Linked DNA regions of Homo sapiens: regions 1, 2 and 4 are each linked to region 3. Evidence: chromatin contacts called from ENCODE Hi-C or POLR2A ChIA-PET data. All regions are on one chromosome and are shown on one strand. The core of a region is the stretch at or near the end of the contact, and the rest is flanking DNA. Distances in the headings are between cores, read along the strand shown. Region 1 holds the start of RPS6KB1 (ribosomal protein S6 kinase B1). Region 2 holds the start of PTRH2 (peptidyl-tRNA hydrolase 2). Region 3 holds the start of PRR11 (proline rich 11). Region 4 overlaps VMP1 (vacuole membrane protein 1).

What was found. Hi-C counts contacts between places; a loop is a spot of excess contacts on that map. ChIA-PET counts read pairs that join two places held with the same protein, here RNA polymerase II (POLR2A). Pooled maps may share reads with other maps.
Region 1: a loop to region 3 is called in a map of OCI-LY7, with 7 times the contacts of the local background. The contact joins the promoter of RPS6KB1 here to the promoter of PRR11 in region 3. A Hi-C loop is called at or near these places in 1 of 168 maps with a recorded cell type or tissue (OCI-LY7), 4 of 37 single-sample maps with no recorded cell type and 16 of 50 pooled maps. POLR2A ChIA-PET finds 5 or more read pairs at or near these places in 2 of 52 experiments (Caco-2 and activated CD4-positive, alpha-beta T cell).
Region 2: a map of CD8-positive, alpha-beta T cell shows a loop between it and region 3 (13-fold over the local background). The contact joins the promoter of PTRH2 here to the promoter of PRR11 in region 3. A Hi-C loop is called at or near these places in 4 of 168 maps with a recorded cell type or tissue (B cell, CD8-positive, alpha-beta T cell, endothelial cell of umbilical vein and 1 more), 3 of 37 single-sample maps with no recorded cell type and 16 of 50 pooled maps. POLR2A ChIA-PET finds 5 or more read pairs at or near these places in 2 of 52 experiments (Caco-2 and activated CD4-positive, alpha-beta memory T cell).
Region 4: a pooled map shows a loop between it and region 3 (6-fold over the local background). The contact joins the enhancer-like site here to the promoter of PRR11 in region 3. A Hi-C loop is called at or near these places in 1 of 37 single-sample maps with no recorded cell type and 7 of 50 pooled maps. POLR2A ChIA-PET finds 5 or more read pairs at or near these places in 3 of 52 experiments (Caco-2, HEK293 and PC-3).

The regions. Positions count from the first base shown.
Region 1 is chr17:59,890,799-59,895,178 of GRCh38, forward strand. RPS6KB1 (ribosomal protein S6 kinase B1) reads left to right here and starts at 2,323. Exons shown (of 15, transcript NM_003161.4): 1 at 2,323-2,527. The coding sequence starts at 2,387. It overlaps TUBD1 (tubulin delta 1), which reads right to left and starts at 2,145. Exons shown (of 9, transcript NM_016261.4): 1 at 1,899-2,145; 2 at 33-243. The coding sequence starts at 204. RefSeq lists an enhancer at 2,071-2,350 and a silencer at 2,541-2,740.
Region 2 is chr17:59,705,758-59,710,272 of GRCh38, forward strand. It overlaps PTRH2 (peptidyl-tRNA hydrolase 2), which reads right to left and starts at 1,673. Exons shown (of 2, transcript NM_016077.5): 1 at 1,614-1,673. It overlaps VMP1 (vacuole membrane protein 1), which reads left to right and starts at 1,897. Exons shown (of 12, transcript NM_030938.5): 1 at 1,897-1,991. RefSeq lists enhancers at 1,487-2,142, 1,943-2,002.
Region 3 is chr17:59,153,873-59,158,134 of GRCh38, forward strand. PRR11 (proline rich 11) reads left to right here and starts at 1,874. Exons shown (of 10, transcript NM_018304.4): 1 at 1,874-1,933. It overlaps SKA2 (spindle and kinetochore associated complex subunit 2), which reads right to left and starts at 1,314. Exons shown (of 4, transcript NM_182620.4): 1 at 1,259-1,314. The coding sequence starts at 1,291. RefSeq lists enhancers at 1,102-1,341, 2,002-2,051.
Region 4 is chr17:59,783,762-59,788,106 of GRCh38, forward strand. All of the region lies in intron 7 of VMP1 (vacuole membrane protein 1), which reads left to right. Among named protein-coding and RNA genes, the nearest start is that of MIR21, 55 kb to the right of the region's middle. RefSeq lists enhancers at 1-404, 2,680-3,159. Within about 2 kb of position 2,855, at least 30 of the 41 ENCODE cell types and tissues checked have a DNase peak (open chromatin) inside an H3K27ac peak, as active enhancers do; they include PC-3, where a contact is called at or near this core.

The DNA.
Region 1 (4,380 bases), core at 1,073-3,572, 740 kb after region 3:
GAGTAAAGGAGAGGACTGTGGGCCACACCTACCTCCATTCTCCTCCTCACTGAAGAATCTTTCTTTGCAAGATGCTTGATATGCCTCATTCTCTCTCATAGAGCAGAGTCCCTGGGAACTGTGTGAGTCACTAAGCAAAGCATCAAAAACTTCAAAACCAATCTGATTGCCACACTGACCAAGTTGCACTGTTACAATTGACATGCTGAGCCACAAACTAGGTGTATTACCTCTAAAAACAACCTGTAATCGAAAAAAATACGCTTTGAGAACCACTACATTACTAATAAGAACAAATAAAATGCCATGTATGTTAATTATACATCAATAAAAAGTCTTTTTTCCCCCCTGAGACGGAGTCTTGTTCTGTCACCCAGGCTAGAGTGCAGTGGCATGTTCTCGGCTTAATGCAACCTCCGCCTCCCAGGTTCAAGCGATTCTCCTGCCTCAGCCTCCCGAGTAGCTGGGATTACAGGCACGTGCCACCACGCCTGGCTAATTTTTGTATTCTTAGTAGAGATGGGGTTTCACCATGTTGGCCAGGTTGGTCTTGAACTCTTGACCTCGTGATCCACCTCCACCTACCTCAGCCTCCCAAAGTGCTGGGATTACAGGCTTGAGCCACCACGCCCGGCCCAAAAAGTCATTTTAAAATGCCACATACGTATATAATATTGGAGATAGAACAGCTGTGTTGTCTAAGGAGCTAGTCATTCAAGGAAGTTCTCATACTCTCTACATGGTTTTGGGATTTGTGATTTACTGTACCTGAATCCATTCATACACAGCTCAATAGTTTCCAAAATCTGATTTGTAATCACTTTTTTCCTAAACATATGTTTAAAACAAAACATTCTCCTCAGTTGAGGAGTGATAAAAGAAAAAAAGAGGCTGGGTGCGTGGCTCACACCTGTAATCCCAGCATTTTGGGAGGCTGAGTTGGGAGAATCACGTGAGCCTGGCTGTTCCAGACCTGGTCAACATGGCAAAACCCTGTTTGTACAAAAAATACAACCATTAGCTTGGCGTGGTGGTGTGCGCCTGCAGTCCCAGCTACTCGGGAGGCTGAGGTGGGAGGATCCCCTGAGCCTGGGAGGTCCAGGCTGCAGTGAGCCAAGATCTTGCCACCGCACTCCAGCCTGGGTGACAAAGTGACATCCTCCTGTCTCCAGAAAAAAAAAAAATTAAAATTAAAAAAATAAAAACAAGACAAAACAAATGCTGATTGAAGAAATTAGTAGTACCACCCTTCACACCACATGAACATGTAGAACACAGAAGTGTGCTCAACATTGTACATTCAATTAACATTAATTTTCTCTCTTCTAAATAATAGCTTACGCTTTCTCCACTAGTCTAGCCTGGTAACTTTAGTAAGACCTGTAAGAAAGATTTTGTGTTTAGCTCAGGTAGGACAGCAAGAAAGATGCAGCTTGGAGAAAGAAAACCAGATGAAATATTAACCGGGCGCAATGGCTCATGCCTGTAATCCCAGTACTTTGGGAGGCCGAGGCGGGAGGATCACCTGAGCCCAGGGATTCCAGACCAGCCTGGGCAACACAGCGAGACCCTGTCTCCATTTGAAAAAGAAAGAAAGCAAAAGAAACATTAGAGCAGTTCCTCATTATTTTTACCTAGGAAAAGACAAGTTTTGATAAAGACTTCACATCAGGTCTATGCAGCACTGGAAATGAGCCGTGGGTTGTGAGACAGACTCTGTGCTTAAAATGTCAAACCGGCAAAGTAGGTTTATTATTATCCTCATTTTACAGATAAGGAAACTGAGGCTCTGAAAGGTTATTGACTTTTCCAAGGCCACAGAACTAGTAAAGAGCAAAGCCAAAAGGTCCCCCGTTCCCCACGGGCCCCAGGAGTTCTCCACACGTAACCCGACTCACCGCCAGACGCCGACCAGCGCTTCTGTCCGGTTCAAACTTCGGACCAACCTACTCACCATGCGCATGCTCACTTTCAAAACGAAAAACTTACTGAGAACAAATGCGCATGTTCCATAAACGGAGAGTTTTGTTGTGTATATATTTTTTCCTATTCAGAAAGATTAATTACGCATGTTCAATTTCAATTTACGAACTTCAGATATGGTACGCATGCTCACTGTCCACCGAACGCTCCAGCTGACAATGCGCATGCTCTAGTCCTCCAAGCGCGACTTCGGCTGGTGTTTTGCGCATGTTTCTGCCAGCGCCTGGATCCTGCCGATAGTTCTGCGCATGTCCACTGCCCACTGTTTGGCTTCACGGAACCCTGTACGCATGCTCCTACGCTGAACTTTAGGAGCCAGTCTAAGGCCTAGGCGCAGACGCACTGAGCCTAAGCAGCCGGTGATGGCGGCAGCGGCTGTGGTGGCTGCGGCGGGTCCGGGCCCATGAGGCGACGAAGGAGGCGGGACGGCTTTTACCCAGCCCCGGACTTCCGAGACAGGGAAGCTGAGGACATGGCAGGAGTGTTTGACATAGACCTGGACCAGCCAGAGGACGCGGGCTCTGAGGATGAGCTGGAGGAGGGGGTGAGGCCCGGGGTCCCCGGGGGCCCGAGGTGACAGGGCCGGGGCGGCGGCGCGGGCTCAGGAAGCGCGGTGTGTCCTAGAGCGTGGAGACCCAGGGGGGCTCCTGAGGAGCTGAGGGTCGCGCGGCCTGAGACAGGGGAGCGGGCGGGGCGGTCATGGCCCTAGGTGTGAGGCCTCTGCGGGGCTCGCAGGTGCAGGTCGCACCCTTAGCCCCAGGTCAGCGCAGCCCCGAGCGATCTGAAGAGGGAAAGAGAACGGGCGCGTGGTCGATTCCTCGAGCTGTTGGACTTGAGTGTGGCGGGGAGCGGGTGGCGTGAGCGTGTGTTGGGGAGACGGGGGCTGCTCTTGCTGGGTGTCCCGTAAGTGCAGGCGAAGTGTGGAGGGTTTCCCTTCGAGTCTAGAATTTCAAGTATTGAATCTTCAGACCTCCCACAACCACCTCTCTTCTCGGCCTGTCGCTTCTCTCCTAGGAAGCGCTCAGCTGTTAGAAGTGACAGCTGAAAACTTCTGTCGGGAGTAGCACTGCCGCTGCTGTTACAGCCACCAGGAGTTTTATTTCGGGAGCAAGGGGGCTCTGCTGCATCTTCCAATCTTCCAGGGTTTGTTTGTTTGCTTTTTTTTTTTTACCCCCTTCCGTGTGACTTTTTAAAATAAGCATTTATAAGGACACACGGCACTTGTAACCTTTCCCCAAGTTGAAGATGTCTGTATTTTTTTCAGAATAATTAATGTAATTTTGAGGTGGAAAAAAAAACCAAAAACCAGTTGACAGCCTTGATTTAGCTTGCCAGAAATAAGTTGCCTGAACAGAGACTTGTGAATGGTGGTATGAGGGCTTTCCTTGCTGTAATTTAGGGTGCTAAATTTAGAATTGTATTTCCTAATGCATAGCTTGGTTTCACCCTGCTGGCTTAGTGGTTTGTTAATCTTTATGGAATAACTTTTTTTTTCCCTAGATAAATTTATCAAAAAATGACAAATTGCACCTGAAGTTCAAAAATGTTGTCATACTAAATCACTGATCCTGGACCAAATGATCATCAGTTGATAACCTCTTGGTAGTTTAGCATCTAAATTCCAATGTCTAGTTGAATACATGGGTTAATGACGTCAGATGTTTGCTCTAATTACACAGGGGCTTCCTTTCCCTTGCCTCACCCTCAGTTTTTCTCCTCTGGCACCTGCCCTACTGTTGACAAAAGATTGAGATGATGTATATAAAGAATTTTGAACACTTTAAGAAACTAAGTGGCCTAAAATAATACTGTTCTTCTTGTTTGTTTCTTTTGTTTTGTTTTGAGTTGGGTCTCACTCTATCACCCAGACTGGAGTGCAATGGTGCGATCTCAGCTCACTGCAATCTCAGCCTCCTGGGTTTAAGCGATTGTCATGGCTCAGCCTCCCAAGTAGCTAGGATTACAGGCATGCGCCACCACATCTGGCTAATTTTTGTATTTTTAGTAGAGACAGGGTTTCACCATATTGGCCAGGCTGTTCTCGGACTCCTGACCTCAAATGATCCACCAGCCTCGGCCTCCCAAAATGCTGGGATTATAGGCATAAACCACCATACCTGACCAATACTGTTCTTTTCATAATCAAATAAGACTAAATCAAAATCACACGGTTTAGAAAGTGGGTATTGAGTTGTGTGCTTTTTCTTTTCTTTTCTTTTCTTTTCTTTCTTTCTGGTTTTTTTGTTTTGTTTTGTTTTTGAGACAGTCTTGCTCTGTCACCCAGGCTGGAATGCAGTGGCGTGATCTCAGCTCACTGCAACCTCTGCCTCCTGGGTTCAAGCGATTCTCCTGCCTCAGCCTCCTGAGTAGCTGGGACTACAGGCGCGTGCCACCACA
Region 2 (4,515 bases), core at 423-2,922, 550 kb after region 3:
ATAATTAGCCAGATGTGGTGCCACATGCCCATACTCCCAGCTACTCAGGGGATAAGGTAGGAGGACACCTCAGGCTGGGAGGTGGAAATTGCAGTGAGCCATGATCGTGCCACTGCACCCCAGGCTGGACAACAATGCAAAACCCTGTCTCCAAAAAAAAAAAAAAACCCAATAAGATCAAAAACAGGACAGTGAAAGTTCCAAAAGTTACCAAGTTTATTTATTATGTCCCATATCTCAATGGAGTGTCTAATCATAAAAATGCTAAAATTAACACATATTTTTGTTCTTTAGGATGTTCTAATCTCATATTAATCTGATCAGATTATCATCTAACTCCTCTAAAACAACATGTCTGTCTCTTTTTCTGTACACTTACGACAAGCGTATCAATAAGCCTAGTGCCTAAGACTAAGGTAAAACAAATAACCATTCTTTGTCTCATAAATAATTCTGGGCAATGACAGCAGAACAAAATAAGTACATCCTATAAAATCTTCTTCTTGGTGCCTTCTAATTCCCCTGCCTCAGTAAACCCATTTCAGTAGTGCTCTTGATCCCATTACCTCCTTCTGCACCATGCTCCACCCGTTAATCTTTTTTTAAGAGACAGGGTCTCACTATGTGGCCCCCTATGTGGCCCAGGCTGTTCTCAAACTCCTGGGCTCAAGCAATCCTCCTGTCTCAGCCTCCCAAAGTGTTGGATTACAGGCTGAGCCACCGCGCCGGGTCTGCAGTTTACAACCGAAAAAAACAAACAAACCTTTCCCAAATCTTCTCTGACCCTTAAGCCACTGCCCCACTTTCCCTGTATAACATATTCCCAGAGTCTAGTATGGTGCCTGGGGTATGTCAGTAAGGATTAATACCTCTCTAGTTAATCTCTTTGTGTGAAAAAGGGGGGAAATTTTTTCTTTCTTTTTTTTTTTTTTCTGAGACGAAGTCTCACTCTGTCGCCCAGGCTGGAGAGCAATGGAGCGATATCGGCTCACTGCAACCTCCGCCTCCCGAGTTCAAGTCATTCTCCTGCCTCAGCCTCCCGAGTAGCTGGGATTACAGGCACGCGCCACCACGCCGGCTAATTTTTGTATTTTTAGTATAGATGGGTTTTCGCCATGTTGGCCAGGATGGTCTCGAACTTCTGACCTCAGGTGATCCGCCCACATCAGCCTCCCAAAGTGCTGGGATTACAGGCGTCAGCCACCGCGCCCGGCCCCAAATTTTCGACTATATTCTTAGAAACCAATTCTTTCCACGCAGAGCTCGACAGCTCGAAACGCTGGGGATATTCATAAGTGCCCAGCTGAGGGTATGAGGCCTGCTCGCTATTTTATCAATTTCGGAGAGAGCGCATCGATACTGCCTGCCTGGAGGCTTTGCTGGGAACTAGAAATTCTGAGTCTTCCCCTCCCCAGCAGCCTGTTCCTTTCCTCCAAAGGACGGTTCGCAGAACAGGAACAGAGGGCTCAGCGGCCCCTGGGCGGAAGACAGTTTATAAAGGAGAAAATGAAGAAGGTGGGTAATGCAACGAGGTGAAAAGAAACGTTCCTACTGGCGAGAAAATGAATAATGATATTGGTCTCCTTCGCCCTGTAAGGAGCCAACCAACCTACCTACAGTACCTCCTTTCCTCACTCGCGCCTTCCCTTCTTCTGGGCAGCGAACACGTTTCTATCGCGTGAGCTACCTCTTCCGGGGTTCCTGGGTGACAAGTTCCGGATCAAGAATCACAAAGCGAGCAGTCATTCTTCCTCTTGCCACACCCACAGGGCCCGCACTAAGAGCCTAACTGAAATCCCGCGAGGATCAACCGAGCTCGCCGAAAGGAGGGAGGAACGTATCCCTTCTGGAGGCTGTCTCAGGGGGCAGAGGGACCGGACCGGAAGTGACGTGAGCGGGTTCCGGTTGTCTGGAGCCCAGCGGCGGGTGTGAGAGTCCGTAAGGAGCAGCTTCCAGGATCCTGAGATCCGGAGCAGCCGGGGTCGGAGCGGGTAGGTAAACTAACTCAGGGAATTGGGGACCGAAGCCTGAGGCTGTCCTCAGAGCTTGGCGTCTTCCGGAGCTCTCCCACTTAGGCATTGCGGATCTGGGGCACTGTGATTCCGACTTCCAGCAGTGTTTTAGGACGCTGCTGACTGGATGTCTCACCCTGGATGTCTCACGCTGGCGGTAGCCAGGTTATTTGGGACACCTTCTCATGGTTGGTCACCCGGACATTGAACCCAGACACCGGGCTGTTCGTTCTCCTCTCCGCGTACTTGGAAGCCTTGCTAGGCTTCTTTAGAGAACCTCTTAGTCCCGGGATGTCCAGGACCTTGGAGTAAGTGGAGAAGGTCTTCCCTGCTGATGACTGAGCTATTTCTCAGGATCTGTCAGTTTGGTTTTTGCTCTCCCGAACCTCTGGCGCATGATGCTAGATGTATTCGCTCCTAAACGAAATCCAGGCGTGCAAGTGCCATCTAAAGCTCTGGTGGTACAGGGTAGCCAAGGGAATGGGCCTTCGCTCCGCAGAGCCCTTGGAGAGGAACTTCTCAGATTTTTCACTGCTTTAATGAAAAAGAGTTGTCTGCCTTTCCAAACCCCTGAACCCCGACCTCTATATCTTATTACAGTGGAGGTATTTGCAGTAAAACGTGAAGGTCGACTTAATCTCTAAAATTCCAGAAACCATATGTGGCCCTGTGTCACACTGCTAGATTACTTATGACCTCCAGAAGATTTTACACAATCATCTTTTATTTACCTGCAACTCCATGTAAAAATCTAATAATACACGTAGACTGGCCACTGTTGATGTGTTTTGGCAGCATCGCTCCTTATCCTAATGTTAACGTCTTTCATTTCTACTTTGGGGCTTGTCAGAGATTTTTGTGGACAGATTACATTGATCATTTGAAGAAGCTTGTACAAGTGTTTCTGGTGTTGTCATGATAGAATTTAATATTCCAGTTGCTACTACCTAGTAATTGTATTGTCATTAGCTCTGATTTTAGTTGTGTATTCTTAGCATAGATGATGAAAGGAAGAAACTTACTTACTAGGCATCATTGTATGCATTGTAGCTTATGTTTTTACTGTGGAAGAGGGATGGTGGTACCTAGACAAATGTGACTGATTTGTGTAGGTATGAAGTGACTCTCTCGAGTAGAAATTTTATATTTTACTACTTTGCCTACATTATCTTAAGGCACTGAAGGTTACTTTTTTCCTTTGAGGGATATATCCTACTTGATTACAATTGATTAATACAGTTTAATTTCTATGAGTCACATTCCAGAAGAAAATATACATAGAACCATGATGCCTTTTACCAGTTTACCTATAGCTAGTTAAATCAGTTTGTCAGTTTACATATTTTTCTTATTTTGAGTTTGAAAATTTGTTCACGCTTGGCTTTGAAACAAGGTGACAAAATTTGAGATATGGAATTATGATAGATGTATCATTAGTTTAACATTCGGTAAATTTGCTTCTTGATTATATAACTGCCAAATCTGATCTTATCTTCTTTATGTTCAATTGAAGGACTGATTATCCAGTTTTTCTCACTTTTCCAACTTCTCGCTTTTGGCTTGAATCACCACTTTTTAGGATTTTGGTAACTATTAAACTTTAAATCAGAAGACCTGGATTGAAGTCTGGGCTCCAACACTTGTTAAGTAATGGCTGATAGGTTACCTAACATTCTGAGCTGGTCTAGATTGTGTTGATAAAAATTCTGCTCACTTTCTTTCATACAACTGTCACAAAGATTAAATGAGCTAGTAAACATGAAATTATTAAATATGAAAATATGGTATCACTTTACTCTTAGAACTGGAGATATGTCAGTGTAGAATACTGTTACTTTGCATCATTATCTGAAAATATTATCACATACTTTTCTGAGATGATCTTTGCCCCACCTTTGAAAGTTAGCAAAGAATAGTTTGATACCGTGATCCATTGAATTAGTCACCATGGTTAATAAATAGGTTCCTGGAAAATGAGTATAGTTTTGCATTCGGGAGTTTAAATCTGATCCTTTTTGGTCGTCATGTATTGTCACTTCAGAACTTCCAAGTGCAGAAAAAGCTGAAGTTTTTTGCCTACGTATAGTTAACTAAAGAGTAGAAGTAGTCCTATCTTACTTACATTAAATAAGAAACCTTATTATTGGGCCGGGCGCGGTGGTTCACGCTTGTAATCCCAGCACTTTGGGAGGCCGAGTTGGGCGGATCACGAGGTCAGGCGATCGAGACAATCCTGGCTAATACAGTGAAACCCTGTCTCTACTAAAAATACAAAAAATTAGCCGGGCGTGGTGGCAGGCGCCTGTAATCCCAGCTACTCCGGAGGCTGAGGCAGGAGAATGGCGCGAACCCAGGAGGCGGAGCTTGCAGTGAGCCGAGATTGCGCCACTGCACTCCAGCCTGGGAGACAGAGCCAGACTCCGTCTCAAAAAAAAAAGAAACATTATTATTTCACTGAAACCAATATTTAGAATTAGAAGGAATCTCTGTGAATGTATAAGTA
Region 3 (4,262 bases), core at 624-3,123:
GCGATCCTCCTGCCTCAGCCTCCCGAGTAGCTGGGACTACAGGCGCGTGCCATCACACCCGGCTAATTTTTTTATTTTTAGTATAGACGGAGTTTCACCATGTTGGCCAGGGTAGTCTCAATGTCTTGACCTCTTGATCCGCCCGCCTCGGCCTCCCAAAGTGCCGGGATTACAGGCGTGAGCCACCGCGCCCGGCCAATCGTATTTAACAGACAAGCAAACAAACAAAAAAAGACAGGAGCTCAGTGGCAGGCGCTTCCTCCAAAGTCCAGGTTTTTAAGGAAAGCAGCCCAACCTGGGAAAAAAAAAAAAAAAGAAAAGAAAAGAAAAAAAAGATAATGCTGAACGAAAAGGGCTGAAGACAGAACAAGGACACTAAGAGGAAAAAAGCGCGGGCGATCAAGCTGGTAATCTAAGGATGGGAGGGAGGGAATAAAGAGAACAAGTGAGGGACGGATCCTTAAAGAAAACTAGGACAGCCCCCCAGCTGGGCGCCCCCCGAGCAGGCCAAACACGCCAGCAACAACGGGAGTGCTTTCCAATTCTTCGCCCCCGTTTTCTACTTTCACAGATGAATGAAAGTGCACAACTCCAGAGCAGGATGCCTTTCCTGTCTCAATCCCGCCCGCGCTCCGGGAGCGGAGCTCGTGGTTACGATCCCCTTCGCTCACACCTCTTCCCTCACCCACGGTTTGCCACCTCCGGATCAAACAGAAACGGGTTCCTTGGCCGTTAGGAAGTTGTGCATACAAGTCTAGCATCCTTTCTCAGACTTTCTCGGCCCGCCTTTTAGAACGTGAGCGGGTTGGCCCTACAGGGATTTCTCCTCGCCCCCGTCAGTTTATTCCCCACCCCACCCTCCGTTCCCCTTTCTTGGAGTGTGAACCACCTCTCCCTTCTTGGGACGCTTAGGGACCGTTCCATTCACATCTTTTTTGGTACAAACACAGAATGCGGTCTGCACCCGGCGCAGTTTCGTAAGGGGTGTAAAGGTGAGGGCAAGGAACAAGGAATTCCAAAGGCCCCGCACCCTCAGCATCTCCCGCCATTTCCCTGACGAGTTTCCCGGATGTAACCCCTTACCCGAGGCGGTTTAGACACCAGACGGTGGCGGCTCCCTTTGGTGCAGGAGGAGGGAACTCGACTCTGGTCCAGCCTCCGCCGCCCGGAGTTTCCGGCGACTCCAAATTGTGCCCCACCTCCGAGGCCATGGGGGAAAAATAAACTACCCAGTAGATCTCCTTCACTTTGCACTCACCATCAGTTCCAGCTTATCGACCTCCGCCTCCATGTTGAATAGTTGACATTCCGCAGACCGCGGCGGCGCTTAAGCCGCAAGCCGTACTAGCACGGAGGGCCTCCATTGGACAGCTGTCACTCAACATCTCGCACTCATTGGCTCCTCCGTTCCACCGGCTCCCGCCCATTGGAGACTGGGTAACGCCCCTCTGCATGAGACACATTTTCCTGTTGGGCAAAGGCACAAAACGCCGCAGGAGGATTGGCTGCTGTGCAAATTTTTTTTTCCATTGGCTGCCCCCTCCTCTCTACTTTCAATTTTGTAGTTAGGGCTCTGCAGAGAAGAGCTTGAGATTGGTGCAATTGGAAGAAGAGCCAACCAATCACACCAGAGCTTCCACCGACAGCAGAGGGGACGTAACACACCTTCTTTCCCCTCCGGCTTTCCTTCCCCTTCTCTCCCGCCTTCTCCTTATTCATACCAGAAGCGCCTCAGCTCTGATTGGCTGGAGCTCTGTGCTATCTCAGCCAATCACAAGCCGGGCTGTGCTCCTACACCATCCGAAGAGCGAATCGTGCAGAGACCGTGTCTACGATTGGCCTCTCCCTGACAAGGATTTAATTTTGAATTTTTCTTTATGGCGTGGGAGAGGCCACAGCCCGGACTCCATCGACTCCCCCGGCTCTTAGACTAGTAAGTGCAGGAACGATTATTTCTTTGTTATCTGAGCTCGCGTCTTGAGTAGCTGGGCCTGTTGCTGCTTGTGTTTTTATGGTTTAGGGAGGTGGGGACTTTGGCTGGACACGAAGGGGAAATGGAAAGGAGGAAGGGGAGGTTTGGGGCTGGGGAAGAAGTGCTCGGCCTGGCTTCATCTTAACCATACTTCTATTTAATTAACACTTCGCAAGATACGTTTTGGAGCAAAGCATCTGCCTTCCTTTTGAACATTTCTTTACATATTTGCTGCTCAATGCAAGTCCACAGATCAGCGGCATCCGCATCTCTTGTTTGCTTGTTACAAATGCAAATTATCGGACTCCACCCAAATTTACTAAATCAGAATATACATTTTAACAAGATTTCCCTGAGTGATTTCTATGCACATTAAAGTTTAAGTTGGTACATTTCTTGACTGGGAATATTACTATGTTACTCGATATTGTCTGGCATGCTGTTAGAGTGTCAATTTTAAATGCGTGTCCTGTTTACTGAGTGCCTAATACTGTGCGGGATGAGACTTTAGGGAGCTGCAGTCTCTTTGGAAAAACAAGACAGAACAAAAACAGCAATGCTTAAAAAAAAAAAAGCATAAAACATAAAATTTAAAAAAAGCAAGTACCCAGAAATAGTGCTATGGGTGTTCAAGAAGAATCAATTGGACTGCTAATGGAAATTAAGTAATTGAAGGCTATTTGTGGAGGAGCGCAAGAGACTTCCATAAAAATGTGTTTTAGGAAGATGGCAATGAAATGCAACAGTCATTTCCGTTGCTGCTACAGCTTTGAAAGTACCCCAGAACAAAGAACTTTTCTTCTCTTTCTTTCTTTTTTTTTTTTTTCTTTTTTTGTGACGGAGTCTCGCTCTGTCGCCTAGGCTGGAGTACAGTGGCACAATCTCGGCCCACTACAACCTCAGCCTCCTGAGTAGCTGGGAGTACAGGCGCACGCCAGCACGCCCGGCTAATTTTTGTATTTTTAGTAGAGACGGGGTTTCACCCTCTTGGCCAGGATGGTCTCGATTTCCTGACCTCGTGATCCACCAGCCTCAGCCTCCCAAAGTGCTGGGATTACAGGCGTGAGCCACCACGCTCGGCCGCAAAGAACTTTTCATATCATTGGGTGGAGTTTTCACAGAAGCAGCAGCGCCAACTCCTGCAAAAGACTGTAATTCTTACTGTATTATTTATTGCATCTTCCTATTGGAAAATAGCTTTAGACCCATCTTTTAGCCATATGAAGATGTGGTATGATATGAAGAAGTAAAAACCTCCCTAACCAAGAGAATTTGACAATATTAGAATATATTCCTTAACTAAAATAACACTTGCTAGCTAACACTTAGCAGGAATGCTTCTTTTCATTCTTTATTGAATGAAACATTATTTAGCTCCTGCTGTATTCTAGATGCTGGGAAAACAAAGATGAATGAAATTTGTCACACCCTTGAAAAGCTCACAGTCCAGCAGGATGACAAACATACAAGCAAAAATTACAATGAAATGTAATACATTTTATAATAAAGATGTGTATAAAGTGCTATAGAAGTGCAAAAGAGATGACATTTCAGCCAGTATAAATTCTGTAAGGAGGCTGGGCATGGTGCCTCACACCTGTAATCCCAGCACTCTGGGAGGATGAAGCGGGCGGATCACTTGAGGTAAGGAGTTCAAGACCAGCCTGGCCAACATGGCAAAATCCCATCTCTACTAAAAATACAAAAATTATCCGGGTGTGGTGGCACGCCCCTATAATCCCAGGTGCTCAAGAGGCTGAAGCAGGATAATCGCTTGAACCCAGGAGGTGGAGGTGGCATTGAGCTGAGATCACACCACTGCACTCCAGCCCGGGTGACAGAGCGAGACTCTGTCCACCCCCCCAAAAAAAAAAAAATTCTAGAAGGACAAAGACTATGTTGGTGTTGTTCAGGATTGTATGCCAGCACCTAGCATAGTACTTGGTGGATTATAAGCACTCAACTAATATCTATAAGATAAAATAACAGAATCTTGAAGGCTAGGTATAAGTTGACTTGGAAGAGGATACTCTAAACAGAAGGAAAGGCTGATAGAAAGAAACAGAAAGTATTTGGTGTTTAGTATACCTGGAAGTACAAACCGCTAGTCACTAGAAGAGACTATGGCAAAGGGCCATTAGAGCTAAGTTGTGAAAAGTTTTGAAAGGCATGCTAAGGAATTTAATTTTGTGAGTAAAGGAACCTTCAAATACTTTTAAGCAAGGGAATATCTAGATCTCATTTTGTTTTAAAGTATCAGTTCTGGTATGGAAAATGAACTGGCAAGGAG
Region 4 (4,345 bases), core at 1,605-4,104, 630 kb after region 3:
CGCTACTGTTTCAGGCCTTTATCAACCCTTACCTAAATATTGCCAGCAGCTTGCTAGTAGGTCTACTCTTTACTAGTTTTTTATCCCAATCTTTTCCCACACAAAGTAACAAAAATAATTTTCTGAAAAATATCTCTACTTATGAAACATTGCTGCTCAAAAATCTGTGATGCCTCCCACTGTGTATAGAGTGAAATCTAAACTATTTAACCCAGTTTTCTTCATTACTTGGCCCCAACCTACGACTACTTCTGATTTCCCTTTAACAGTTTTTTATCCTCTGTATTGATGGTTTTCAAGTTGAACTTTAAAAAACTGCCAGAATACCCATCAAAAAGAGTGTGTGTGTGTGTGTGTGTGTGTGTGTGTGTGTGTGTGTGTGAGAGAGAGAGAGAGATTGGAGGGAGGAAGGGAGAGGGAGAGAGATTTCTTTTAATTAAAGAACTCTGAAGTTTTTAAGTTTAAAAATTACTAGCCTGATCATTTGGAATAATTTAACTTTTTCCTCCACCACTATGCGGTATTGTTCTTTTTCGTAACTTTGCCTAGTGTGTCATTTCTTCCCATCTGCATGTCTACTTTTTCAGTTTTCTTACCTTTCAATTTATGTGCTGCTGGCTTCTTTGTGAACTATTTTATGATTCCCTTCCTACCCCTACCTCACCCCCTTCACTCCTCTCAAATTGTCTCTGAATTCCTATCTCAGCCCAGCTATGTCTTTCTTGTGTCACTTATCACATTCTACCTTCTTTTAAAACTATTTATAGACTTTTCTTATCTCTCCAGGAGTCTAAACTCCTTAAGAAGGGGGCTTAAAAATGTTTGTATTTTCAACAATGCCTGCCTACTGTTACACATACTACTCATGCAGTGGATACTTTGAATAGATGATGAAATAACAGTAAGAAAAAGTGTAGCATTACATGAAACATGTCCATTAATATTCAGTCTTATTTTGCTGTAAAATGTAATTGAACAACAGTAATTTTACAAAGAAAGGAAGATTTAACTGTATTGCATCTTTGAGTTTAATAGTCATCTGAGAGCAATTGTCATCTGAAGATAATATAAAAGACACCAAGTTAAATGACTTGCAAATTTTTTTACTTTTTAAAATTTTTTTATTTTTTTAGACTTGCAAATTTTAATTCACATTGAGTAAAACAACTTTTGTAAAATTATATACTTTAGAAACAAATGAAGATTCTTGTGACTTGTTTATTCTATAAGCTGTATAACCAAAAAGAAAAATTAAAGATACTTTAGGAATAAAATAATTTGAAAAATAAAAGAACTTATTTGCATGATGTATCCTGAAAAATTAGGGCAGCCAGTATTACTGAAATAATGGAGGAGTCCGGGAGTGGTTGTGGTATTTTTGTATTTAAAGCTTACACAATAGAGTAGAAACGTTGTGGTACATATTTACTTACAAGAATATGTTTTGAATAAGTTTACTTTCCTAAATGTCATCTGTTTTAATGACCTGCTACTTGGATTCTTTCTCACAGTGTTAGGTTGCTGACTATGTGAAATTTCCTACTTCTTATTATTGCTATCAGAATAGGAAATTTAAAATTAAATCAGAAATGTAAAAGTCTTAAAACTTCACCTTTTCAAAGAATATCGGGGCCTGGCATGATGACTCATGCCTGTAATCCCAGCACTTTGGGAGGCCAAGGCAGGTGGATCATTTGAGGTCAGGGGCTAAAGACCAGCCTGACCAACATGGTGAAACCTTGTAAAAATACAAAATTTTTTGTACTAAAAATACAAAAATTAGCTGGGCATGATGGCAGGCATGTGTAATCCCAGCTACTTGGGAGGCTGAGGAACGAGAATCGCTTGAACCCGAGAGGCAGAGGTTGCAGTGAGCTGAGATCACACCACTGCACTCCAGCCTAGGTGACAGAGTGAGATTCCATCTCAAAAAAAAAAAAAAAAAAGATAAAAAAGAATATCAGTTTTTTTCCTCTATTTTCATATCAATTAGCTTGTCTTTCTGTTGAGTATCGTTCATGAGTCTGCCGACCATTTTAGGTTGAATATTTCCTCAAAGGCTATTTTATAGTTTCTGAATTTAATCTTTTTTTAAGGGAACATTTTTAGGTTCTATTTAGGACTATAGTAATTAATGTAATTAATAATCAATAATTGCTACCTACTCTGTATGTTGAAGCTAAATCCCCAAATTAAGTTTTAATACTAGTATCTTTTACCTTACTAATTTCTATTAAATTTAAGGCTGAAAAAAATCTTATTTTTTAGCTTAATAGGATCTTTGTCCTATTCAGAAGTTTTGAGTTATTTACATTATTTTACTAGTGAAAATATAAAACCAAAAAACAGTTTATTAGTTGTAATGGTAGTTCTCATTCTTATGGCCAATGCCTTTTTTTTAATGCAGTAAAACAAAATAGACATTTATCTAGCGAACATCCCTTTTCAAACTATAGGGTCAAAGTGAAGGATTCTTTTGATAATGATAGAATATGTGTTTGATCATTTGAGTTTAAAGACTATGGGAAAGGAATTGATAAGATTATTTAAATACTCACGAAAGTGCTTTGGCATTCCACTAATGCTATTCTCTTTTAAGCACATTTTCCTATGAAGTGTGTGCGGTTGCAGTTGCCTACACCATGTCAATGCCTGCTGGTTTTTCCTGCTGTGAAGTTTTTCCTTTACATACACAGATTCATGAAAGAGTTTATGGTGTAGATGATCTGAAACTAAACAGGACACATTTTCATACACTTTAGTACCATTTGAAGACTCTGGGTGTCAGTTGTTGCTGGGACCTGTTTTTGACTCTGATGAACCTTTACTGGTTGTGGTTTGTCTGGCCATCACATGACTTCTCTGAAAATTCCCCCTCCCCTTCATTTCCAGTAAACTGTTTGAGCAGGAGTGAGTCACAGTGAAACCAGCTTCCCTGTAACCACAGGGCTTGTTAAAGAATTTGTCAGCGTGGACTCTAGAGGGTTTGCATTAAGCTTTGCAGTAACTGTTATGGTTTGTGTTGCGTCAGGAGTTCCACAGAAAAGCTTCCTGCTTGCAGGATCTCTTGCTTGTTTGCAAAGAGTTAAACTGATCAACTTTACCATAGTGAACATGAGAGACACATGTTAAACACACTTCTTTATCATTAAAGGCGTTGTCAAAACTACCAAGAATTAGTGTAGTTTCTCTTTTCATAATCAACCAACCACACCCAATAATGTTTAGTTTTTGAAAAGGCGGGCCTGGTAGATAGTCTTTCACAGTTGGCTCATGATTTTATCACAAAGTACCATCAAAATTAAGCAATTTTAAGTGGTCTTGATGGATTCTGTTACAGGATATTTTGACTATTCGCACAGTTAGGTGTCGGTACCAAAGGTCACTTACTTGCACTTTGTTCATCAAGAAAAGGTAGCACTTAGAGTAATTCTGGAGTTGTGATGTCTAAGCACACTTAGCATGATTTATAGTGGAATTCTTCGTGCCCCCTTTTACTTGCTTTCTCTAGAAGCATTTACTTTATTTTGAACTCTTTTGCCACCTCACTCGCAGACTTTAATCTTTCTCCCTTTTAATTTCTTCTATTTCTTTAACTCATTCCCATATTATCAACAAGGAAAGATAGTTGCAATGTGATGCAAGCTGTTAAATGAATGGCCAGTGGGAAACTTGTCTTCTCAACATACATTCCCAAGTGCATTTCTTTTTACATGCGCATTTCTGTATTTAGCCTTGTCACCTTTAGCTAGACTTACTTATCTAAAAAATAAATTTAGGCTGGGCACAATGGCTCACGACTGTAATCCCAGCATTTTGGGAGGCTGAGGCGGGTGGATCACCTGAGGTCAGGAGTTTGAGACCAGCTTGGCCAACATGGTGAAACCCCATCTCTACTAAAAATACAAAAATTAGTGGGGCATGGTGGCAGGTGCCTGTAATCCTGCTACTCAGGAGGCTGAGGCAAGAGAATTGCTTGAACCAGGGAGGCAGAGGATGCAGTGAGCCGAGATCGTGCCACTACACTCCAGCCTGGGTGACAGAGTGAACTTTGTCTCAAAAATAATTAATTAATTAGTTAATTAATTAATTTAGTGAAAACTTTTAAACTCGACCTCCTAAAAATTTCTTTTATTCGGCTTACACTTTTGTAACAAAATAAGAAAAACATTCTAAAAAATGTGGAAGCTAGTTATTCCTCACAGGAAAAAATATACAATAATGAAGTTTGAAATTGTTTATGTTTTAGCCATGCTGTCAGTCATCAAACTAAATTTAAAAAAATTATTTGTTTTGATGACAAAGCAATTATCATTGAAACAAGATGATTTTCAAATGAAAATAC